2 separate regions of the Mus musculus genome follow, and region 2 is linked to region 1. Evidence: chromatin contacts called from ENCODE Hi-C or POLR2A ChIA-PET data. All regions are on one chromosome and are shown on one strand. Each heading gives the region's core, a stretch centred on a gene start or an enhancer-like site at or near the end of the contact. The rest is flanking DNA. Distances are from core to core; before and after follow the strand shown.

Region 1 (4,740 bases), core at 1,361-3,860:
ACATTCTGAAATACTAGAAAAAAGTAGACTGGGCTGGGTATGCAGCTCATGTTGTCTAACATACCCAAAGCTCAGCACTGGGTAAACCAGGTGGGTAGCACCTGCCTGTTTTATATTTACATATGTGTGTGTGTGTGTATGTATATACATGCACACACACATATACACTATACTTATCTAATATATATATATATATATATATGTATATATATATATATATATATATATCACACAAATCACATGAGAACAGAGTAGTTTGCCCTAGGTTAAATCCCCAACAACAACAAAACTGGAATGAGATCATTGGTGTTGAGTATTTTCTCTGGCAGACTAGGAGTTGAAATACAAATTTCTTCATGATATGATAAGCAATAGAGAAAAATTTTTTAAAAATGAAATTCTCTTAAAGGCTCTGTCTTCACCATGTCTTGTCCTGGTTTCATCTTCAAGCTTCTATCAAGATAGTGGTAACATTATATCCAGATATTAAATATTAATAATTATATCTCAGTTAGGAGGGAAGAAACGACTCCTAACTGCTTTTCTTCTAGCTTCTTCAGGAAGGAGAACCAGGTTTCAGCAGGTCACAAGCAGTATTTATGATAATATAACAGAAATCAAACTAAAACAGACTACAGAGCATGCATATATGGAAACAAGTCACAGGAACTGATAGATCGGCTTGTGGAAGACAGCCCTCACAAGTCCCAGTTTTCATTTCATTTCATTGTTATCCTGTCATCTCTAAGCATTCACAATATCCCTGTTCCTCTTCACATACAGAGCCATGTGGCAGTGCTAGAGACCCGGACTAAGAAACCAGGAAGCAACCTCTGGATTGGGGGCCTTGAGCAGATTAGAGCTATGCCCCACCCCCTCTTTTGATTACTTATATTTGTGAAATATGTTTGCTTTTAAACGTCTAAATGTCCTCTTTTTTTGTTTGCTTGTTTTGCTTTTTAGCGCTCTCTCTCTCTCTCTGTGTGTGTGTGTGTGTGTGTGTGTGTGTGTGCATGCGCGCGCATTGTGTAACTTTGTGCCTCTGAGTGCAGTGCCCTTGGGCACCAAAAGGGGGAGGACGACTTCTGACCTGGAGTTGGACTTGGTTGTGAGCTTTCTGATCCACTTGCTGGGAAGAGATCTCCAGTCCCGTGCAAACGCAGCTTATGTTTGTAACTGCTGAGCCATGTTTCTCCATCCTTAACTTTCCTTTGATCAAGTCTAAGAAATCTTGGTGGGTCATTTGTTCACCGTCCTCAAATTTGCTGGAGTCAGAGTGGAACTCAAAAGTAACTAACTCTAGCTCTACTACCTACCATCTGAACCACGTTAGAGCTCTAGGCCGCAAAACAGATTAATAAACTGTTTTGAATGTGGTCAGACTCTTCATAACCGCAGGTTCTTTAACGTCTTGCACCACAGCACAATAAATTCTCAGGGGGTCTGAGGCGTGAAAGCACAGGCAAATGAGTCTAAGCACACACTCAGCTTCCCTAAATCAAAGAATCTATTGAGTTTTTTTTTTTTTTTTTTATGTGCCCAATGTGAACACGAACTAGGAAAGCAATCATTTGTGTGTATATGTGGGCTTAACGCACGCACATATGGGCTTAGTACATGCACAGCTTTTGTGTGACTTATGTACCAGTGGGAACCAACACACCAAAAAACCCAAAAAAACCCCAAAAAACAAAAAAAACCAAAACAAAACCCGGTGACCTGAATAAACTGTTTGTAAATTCAAAATTGAGCCTGCTGATTTACTCTGGTTCCGGCAGTTGCTTGCTGGGACCTCAAATGCAGCAGGGGCCAGAATCCCCAGCAGCAACGTCAGGCACTAAAGTTGCTTCTCCAGCTCAGGCCACGTTTTCTGCTAGGGAGTCCTGGACCCGATAAAATGAGGACCAAGTTCAAGGGCTTTTCTTTCCAAAGAACAAAAACCTCCATAGTTGTGCTCTGGAGCTCAGTAGGTCAAGTGTGTGAAGACTCGTGCACCCCGCCCAACTCTCTAGCCCCAGTAAGAGCCCGGCGAGTGATAACTCCGGGCGTACCCCTAGTGATGTCGGCGCAGGGCGGGTAAAGCTGGCCAATGGAGACGTTAGGCCTCTATGCTCCTCCCCCTCCCCCCACACGCCCCGCCCCACTCCTCCCTACGAGCCTCTCCCGGCTCCACTCTCCGCTTCCCTGGCGCTCCTCCTCCATCGCCCACTCCTCTCTCCCACTCCCTTGTATTCCTCCCAACACGTTCCACTCTTCATCGCCTGCGCTCCTCCCAGTCCCTCTTGCTCCTCCCAGTCCCTCGTGCTGCCTTCTGACGCTCCTCCTCCCTCCTCCCGGCGCTCCTCCCCCTCGCTCGTGCACCCCCCTCCCTGCCATCCTCGTGCTCCTCCCCTCCCTCATGCTCTCCCTCCTCTTCTTCCCGTGCTCCTCCCTCTCCCTCGTGCTGCCCTCTCCGCGCTCCTCCTCCCGCGGGAGCGAGCTGTCAGCCGGGCGGGCCGGCTCCGTCATATGACCGGCCGGCGGCCGCGGCGCCGCACCTTCCGTCCGCTGCAGCGGTCCCGCGCTCGCGCCCCTCCGGGCGGCCGCGCCCCCGTCGCCATGGCCCCGCCGCGGCCGCCGTGGGCTGCGCGCTGAGCCGTCGGGTCCCGGAGCGTGGCCGCCCGCCCGGGCCGCCGCGTGCACGCCATGGCCCCGACCCTGCTCCAGAAGCTCTTCAACAAAAGGGGCGGCGGCGCAGCGTCTGCCCAGGCCCGGCCGCCCAAGGAGGAGCCGGCCTTCAGGTGAGCGCGTGCGAGCGGGAGGGAGGCCTCAGGCGGGCTGCATGGAGACCGGACCCCCGCGCCACCCTGTCCCCTCCTCCTGGGCGGGACCCCGCGCCACCCTGTCCCTTCTTCCCAGATCCTCCTGGGAAAGACCCCAGTCTCTCACTCTCCTCTGTCCCGGTCCTCCCGGGTGGGACCCCACGCCTCTCTCGCCCCTCTTTCTGGGTGGGACCCAGCAGCATCCTCTTCCCTCCCTCGCCGGGTTCTCCCAGGTTGGGCTCCTCTTTCCACTTCTTTCAGGGTCTCAGAGCCGCGAACCGCCCTGTCCCTTTTCTACTGCTCCTTCTGGGTGGAACCTCAGCGCCGTCCTCCTTCCTTGCTCTCCAGGTCTCCCCAGGTGGGAGCCCTGCGCCATCCTCTGCCCTCTTTCCTCAGGTGCCCCACAAAATTTCTCCATATGCCCCCGTGTCTGAGCACGTCTGGGACCGGTGTGTACCTTCCAGGGTCTCTGGAGGGAGAGTCACCTGCGTCTCCCCTGCCCCAGAGCCTGTAAGCTGTCATTTTGCAGGCAGCTCCAACCCACTGAGTATGTGACAGTATTTTGAAGTTGGAAAGGGTGAAGCCACGAAAAAAGCAGCTTCTTTCTTGCAGTGTATGACAAGCTCGCCGGCGGATGAATAAAAGTGTGTAATTTCCTCATCAGTTAGAAGGCTGATGCCGCATGATGAGTGGAAAGGGAGGGAAATGCTTTTTATGAAACGTCTCGGGTTCTAATTTAACAAAGCAGAGGCAGATATTTAATAGTTCATCTTCGGAACACATACCTTTGGATTAGCATGTGTTAAGCTGGCTCAAGACCCACAGCTCTAAGTGGCGGCTGGTCTTGCATTTTGAGCTAAGCAATTGGCTCTCAGTAACATCCCTATACTATTCTGCTTTTGAGTGGTAAGTTTCCAAAGATGCTCTCCTGGGTCCTGTACTGTCTCTCAGCACTACTAGTTGAGAAAACATTTTATTTGCCATTTAAGTTTTCATCACTATAAAACAAAACAAAACAAAACAGAAAACTGAACACCTCACACCGATTCAGACCTTCTAGGGATACTTTATGTTCAGAATGTAAGACTTTGAATTTTTTTTAAAAACAAACAAACAAACAAACAAAGGTCTCATTAGTCCAGGCTGGCTTTAAACTCTTGACAATCTTCCTGCCTTAGCTTCTCAAGTTCTGGGAACACCAACATGAAGCATCGCATTTGAAATGAATTTTGATTAAATCTCATCTCCTTTATTGCATAAAAATTCATTCAAAACACATACAAACACATTCCTATAGTTATATAAGATTTTCTTTTATCTTGTATTTCCAGTTTTATGTAGCCCAGGCTAGCTTCGATCAATTGATGACCTGATCGTCCTGTTAGTGCTTCTCAAGTGTAAGATTACAGTAAGCACGTGCTGCCATCCCTGGCTCCAACTTGGAGAGAATGAGACATTAAACAGAATAGCAGCATTTGTGTGTGTGTGTGTGTGTGTGTGTGTGTGTGTGGTGGGAGGTTGGAAGGTAAATTGTGAGGACTGCCTGGATCATGGTCAGTGCATTTCCGTTAGGCAGACTGGACCTGATTCTGTGCCTTCTATTTGTCTGCCTACCCGTGATGCTGTCGTCTAACGTCTCTGAGTTGTAGAATTACTTTGGAGTCAGGACATGTTAATTCTTCTTGGAATCCTAGACTAGACCAAGATTCCTCAGGTGTCTTCTTTGGTGGCCCTTACCAAGGACATTACAGCCATTTGAGTGCCCGTGGAGATGCGTGGTACTTGTCACTGTTTCTTACGTTCCCTGCCTACTTGTCCACCAGCACTCTTCCCTTCCCATGGATAAGGTTAAATTCAGTGTATTTTGAGCAACAGCAACAACAACAAAAAAATGTGGCTATATTTAGGGCTCGGCCATATTAGGAAAATTGATTCCCAC
Region 2 (5,290 bases), core at 2,715-5,214, 36 kb after region 1:
GTATAATGTATTGTGAACACTGCTTCCCCTTTTGCAGTGTGAGGTTAGAGAGATACGGAAATGCACCAGTACTTAGCCCGAAGCTTTCCTGCCTTGAATTCTCCTTACTCTTCATCAGGTGTGGAAACTCACAGTCCCCTGGTGTCCAGTCTTAGAGTTCAGGTGGTCCTGCAGCAGTGGACTGAATGGTTGTGGAGAAGACTCCATGTATGACAGGAAACAGTGCTGTGGACGGTCAGAGATTCTTATTAAAGGCAGCAGGCACATTGAGTACCATTGCTATCTGAGTGATGTGCCGTTCATTGGTAGAAACTTGCTGTTCTGTAGGGCCGCTTCAGTGCCTGGGATTTGTGAATGGAAACAGTGCAACAGCAGTTTAAACTCCTGAGAGGCCGGGCCTGTGTTCGGAGTAGCACATATATAGCATTTGTGAGGTCCTGGTGTCAACCCCATCACCAAAAACTATAACCTGTATCCATTCCTCTCAGATATTGCAGGGCTTCATTGTACCTCAGTACTCTCTGGCCCTGCCTCCTAACATTGGGAGTTTGCTGTGCTATGACCCAGCCAGTGAGGCAGCAGAGGTTGCAGGCAGTGTGCTGAGCTGTGGGGTCTAGTCAGTGACTGCGGATGATTTTAGGTACTCTTTCTTTTCTGTAATGTGTGGGTGAGCTTTGTGAGGAAGATAGGGAAGGGCCATGAGTAGGGCTACAAATAAAACTGGTGGTGGCGCACGCCTTTAATCCCAGCACTCAGGAGGCAGAGGCAGGCGGATTTCTGAGTTCAAGGCCAGCCTGGTCTACAGAGTGAGTTCCAGGACAGCCAGGGGTACACAGAGAAACCCTGTCTCGAAAAAACCAAAAAAAAAAAAAAAAAAAAAACCTGGTGATAATTGTGGTATGTGTGGTTTTAGCATTTGAGTAGAGTACCCAGTGCGATTACACGCCACGGGGTGAGGACCTGTGTAAGCGGGTTGTTCCATTTCAGGAGGAAGATGACTTAAACAGAGCAGTGCTGGGCTCAGGAGACTCAGTATACCTTTTCTTACCTCTGTCTGCCCTGGGAGCCTTCTCATCTCTCAGAAGGACGGTTGTGGTGATACAGTTGTCTTTCATTTACTGCAGAAATTTGAAGACGTATTGAAATATGAGACAATTTGGGGTAGAAAAGAGACTTCAAAGTCAAGTATGATAGTGTGTTTTTTGTATTCTATTTATTTCATCAGATTTTGAATTACAGAATTAAAGATTAAGGAACATAGAGAGGAAATACTGCTTTCACATTTTTTTGTAAGTTTTGATGTCTTTTCTCATAAGATATGATGTGAGTTATATTGATTGGAACGACCACAAGATCTCGAAGCCTCTGTGGGACCTTTGGGGTAGGGGGAGGTTGCAGTATCCCAGACATCAGCCTGCCACAGAGACATACTGCTTGTTGCAGGTAGATTTGAATCAAAGCTTTAATGCAACTGTGGAACGCTTGCTAAGCCACTCAGAAGTGTCTATACCAGAGGTAGAAATCTCTCTGTGGTTCAAAGAAGAGTCCCAAGGCCCACTTTTCATATGCCAAGAGTTTATAATCTCCTAAACATCCTACAGGATACTATAGAAAAATAAGCATGTAGTAGGTATTAAAGTGTGCTTAAAGTTATTATAGAAGAACTCAGAGGACAGAGGCCTGGGTCATATGGCAGAGTCCCAGTGGGGACAGACAGTTACTGTGTAAGGGACTGGCTCTCAGGAGCGCGGTTCCTTTAGTTTCTGTTTGAGAGAATCCCATCCAGGTACAGTCAGATCCTTATCCAGATGTCATCTGGGAGCATGCCTCTTTTTGTCCGTTATTCTTGTTTTAATTTATATGTGTGTGGATCTTGGATAAGGGATAAAATAGGTATATTTATGACATTATTTGGAATTACTTTGGAAATAGCAGTTTTGTGGCTAAACTACTAAGTATGTGTATAATGTTGAAAAAGAATGTCATGACAGCTGGCGGTATAGTACAATGGTTAGAATACTTGCCTAGCATGTATAAAGCCCTGGGTTCTATCTTAGTATACCTCCCCTCTTTAAAAAAAAAAGTGTTTTATGATCCTTCCTTACATACTAGTTAAGTCCAGATTGAAGTTTTAAGCCAAAATATCATTTATTTTATTATTACTATTTTTTAAAGGCAGTCTCGTGCACCTCAGGCTGCTCTCAGACGGTCTCTGCATCCCTAGTGCTGAGACCGGTGTGCTTTACCACTCAGTTTGTGAGGTGCTGGGGACTAAATGTCAGGCCTCAGGCATGCTAGCCAAACCAAATCAGCCCCCAAATTCATTTTTTATACAAAAAGTGAGATGCATTTCTCTAACACATCTGTATAGAATTCAGGATTTGAGCCCTTTTTGTTGTTTGCTTGTTTGAGGCAGAGTTTCTCTGTGTAACAGACCCTGGCTGTCCTGTACTCGATTTGTAGCCTAGGCTGGCCTTGAACTCACAGAGATCTATCTGCCCATCTCCCAGTGCTAGGATTAAAGGTGTGTGCCATCCTCCCACCTGCACTTCCCACCTACCCCTGCAGTTTATGCCATATTTAAAGCATTGTCCTGTCAGTCTTGCGCCTGCCCTCTCATTTCTTCTGCAAGTTTGGTCTGAGCATCAGATGACTGGGAGATGCTGTAGGCCATTTGTGTCCTCCAGCTGTCCTGTCCCTTAAACTGGAACTAATTTTCATAATATTTGGATGTTCCCTGTTTGTTTGTTTTTTTTTTGTTTTTGTTTTTTTTGAGTTATTTTAGACAGTTGAAAGGTAAAAAAGAACCCATGGCCAGTTTGTGCCCGGGGGTCAAAACTTCGTGCAAAAAGGAATTCGTTCTCTCCTACTCTAGGTCTGTCTTCACACCATCAGTTTAGCAGTTGCCACAGAGAAGAAAATTCATTGTCATAGGTGTGTTGCAATCTGAAACTTGGGAAGTCTTTTTTTTTTTTTTTTTTTTTTTTTTTTTTTTAAGTTCATGGAGGGTGGCGGGTTCCGGTCCAATGTACGGCATGTAAAATGTCTTAAATCAACTGAGGTCTGGGCCTGGCATCCCTAGTTTTCCTTACCTTAAATTAGTGGGTAATTTATAAAGATACTTTTAGGACTAAGACCATAGAGCCAGCCAATGGTTCACCTCACCTTAGGGATGGACCCAGTAGTACTTTCTTCAACCTAATTCCAGGCAAAAGGAATTGGTATCATCACTCTGCTGTTGGTTTCTAGCCTTGACCTGTGTTTAGGGGATCACCAGCTCAAATTTATCTCCTAACACTCCCATATCCAGGTGAGCTATGTTGATGTCAGAAGCTAGCACTGTTCTAGGGCTCTGGTAATTCAGGGCTTTCTCAGCTTGAATAAGCCCAGGAATTCAAATGCAAGAGTTAGAAGGCTTTTTACCATCAGTTGCCTCTCATCATCATTACTTTCCCCCATCCCCACTCATACCATGGCCAGAGTGTGCCCCAGCTCTGCTTCTCATCCCACACGTCTCCTTCTACATATTAAGATCTCCATTCGACTCTTGTGGGTAGCCATCCTTCACTCACTGTGGACAGAGTTTTGCAAGGTTGTGGAGTAGAAGCTGTCAGCTGATACTTACTCACATGAGAACCATTAAGAGGGTGGTGCGGCCAATGTCAGAGCAACCTTGCAGCTGAAGGTTTACCCAGAGCCACATGAGCTGGGCTCGTGACTAGTGAAGGCAGGGCTGCTTGTAAACTCAGCTCGAGATGCAGATGGTGTGAGTCAGTGCAAGCTGCTGGACCTGTTGAGTGCACTTGAGTGCAGGCGGAGAAAAAGCAGGGAGAGATTTGTACTTGTCTACTTTATTATGGGTTTACTGAGAGCACATCCGCTTCTAGAAGTCATCCTGGGCTTCATTTGCATGATGAATGAACATCCCTTTTTTTAAGCTCCCAAAAGAGGAAGTTAGTAGTAGCTGGGCTCACGTGCTGTGCTTGGAGGGAAATGGTCTTTAGTCTGGAGCTGCTGCTCGTCACCGTGGCATATCCTTCAGATAATGAAGGAACTTTACAGAGTGGGCTAGTCCACACTGCTGGTCAGGATCAACTGAAGAGCATCTATGCCCTCAGGAGATGTGTGGTGGTACAGCAGACAGCACAAACTGGCCAGTAGGCCAACAGGAGTCAGCCAGATGTCTGACCGATACCACTTGTGGTGCTGGGAGGATTTTCAAGACACTTGTATGTGCAAAGATTCCAAAATGTGCCAGAGGAGGACGCGACACAAATTCCACAGTGCTCAACCACAGGTATGAATGTTTAGTTCTGTTTCAGTCTGGAAAATACTAACCACACGGGACTCTAAGAAGCTTTATTGATTTGAATTATGTTTTCAAGAATGCTTTACGTAGGAGAAATGTAGTTATTGGTGACTTGTAGAAACAAGTCCTTTCCTCTGTAGAAAAGATGTAGGTAGGCACAGGTATCTGTAGTGGCTCTTAGGAGTCTGTCACTATCTTAACTTCTTAAGTGTTCATTACCTCTGCTGGGGCCAACTTGTGTGGAATCGATTGTGTCCTCTTTTGGAACGCTGAGCTTTATAAGGCAAAAGGTAAAGCTCTGAGCTTTAACTTAGCACACAGAGGACCAGAGGACAGGCAAGGACTGGAGACCTGCTTTGTGGGAGTGCTGAAGCCAGCTGCTGAGGGAGAACCTGGTTCGACTCTGGAAAATGCCTTTTGTGAAAAGGATGTGTATGACAAACTAACTTGAATAGCGAGGTTGGCCATAAGGAGCACAGTTGGACCTGTTATATTCTTTCTAGTTACTTTATATACTTTTTAGATGTATTTATTCTATTTATATGTATAGGTTGTTTTGTCTGTTTGTATTTCTGTGCACCACTTACATGCCTGGTGCCAGGAAGGCCAGAGGACGTCAGATCTTCTAGAACTGGAATTAAAGATGGTTTTGAGCTACCACATAGCTTCTGGGAATTGAACCTGGACCCTCTGGAAGAGCAGCCAATGCTCTTAACCACAGAGCCATGTCTCCCAGCCCCTTTATGTACTCTGGAAGAACTTCTCTAGTAGTGGAACTTAATTCCGACGGTCATTTCCCAAGAGTGGTTCACATGCTCTCTGCTCTTCCAAAGGCACCTGTTCATAGAGCAAGAGGTCATGAAGGTCATGAAGGGTGAGGACCATGAGGACCCTGAGGATGGCACTGTGATACGTGTGCTCTTACCTGCTCCTGTCAGGAAAGAAGGGTTGAGTGGTGGGGAAGTGGAGCTCCACCTCTGG

Evidence for each region. A loop is a pair of places that touch in the nucleus more often than their neighbours do. ChIA-PET counts read pairs that join two places held with the same protein, here RNA polymerase II (POLR2A).
Region 2: a map of heart shows a loop between it and region 1 (2.0-fold over the local background). The contact joins the enhancer-like site here to the promoter of Fnip2 in region 1. A Hi-C loop is called at or near these places in 6 of 37 maps with a recorded cell type or tissue (gastrocnemius, heart and left cerebral cortex). POLR2A ChIA-PET finds 5 or more read pairs at or near these places in 4 of 5 experiments (Patski and embryonic stem cell).

What each region holds. Positions count from the first base shown.
Region 1 is chr3:79,565,549-79,570,288 of GRCm38, reverse strand. Fnip2 (folliculin interacting protein 2) reads left to right here and starts at 2,610. Exons shown (of 17, transcript NM_001162999.2): 1 at 2,610-2,780. The coding sequence starts at 2,686. It overlaps 4930589L23Rik (RIKEN cDNA 4930589L23 gene), which reads right to left and starts at 2,097. Exons shown (of 2, transcript NR_152118.1): 1 at 1,091-2,097.
Region 2 is chr3:79,530,550-79,535,839 of GRCm38, reverse strand. The region is part of intron 1 of Fnip2 (folliculin interacting protein 2); the gene reads left to right. Among named protein-coding and RNA genes, the nearest start is that of Gm36442, 21 kb to the right of the region's middle. Within about 2 kb of position 3,964, at least 1 of the 3 ENCODE cell types and tissues checked has a DNase peak (open chromatin) inside an H3K27ac peak, as active enhancers do; it is heart, where a contact is called at or near this core.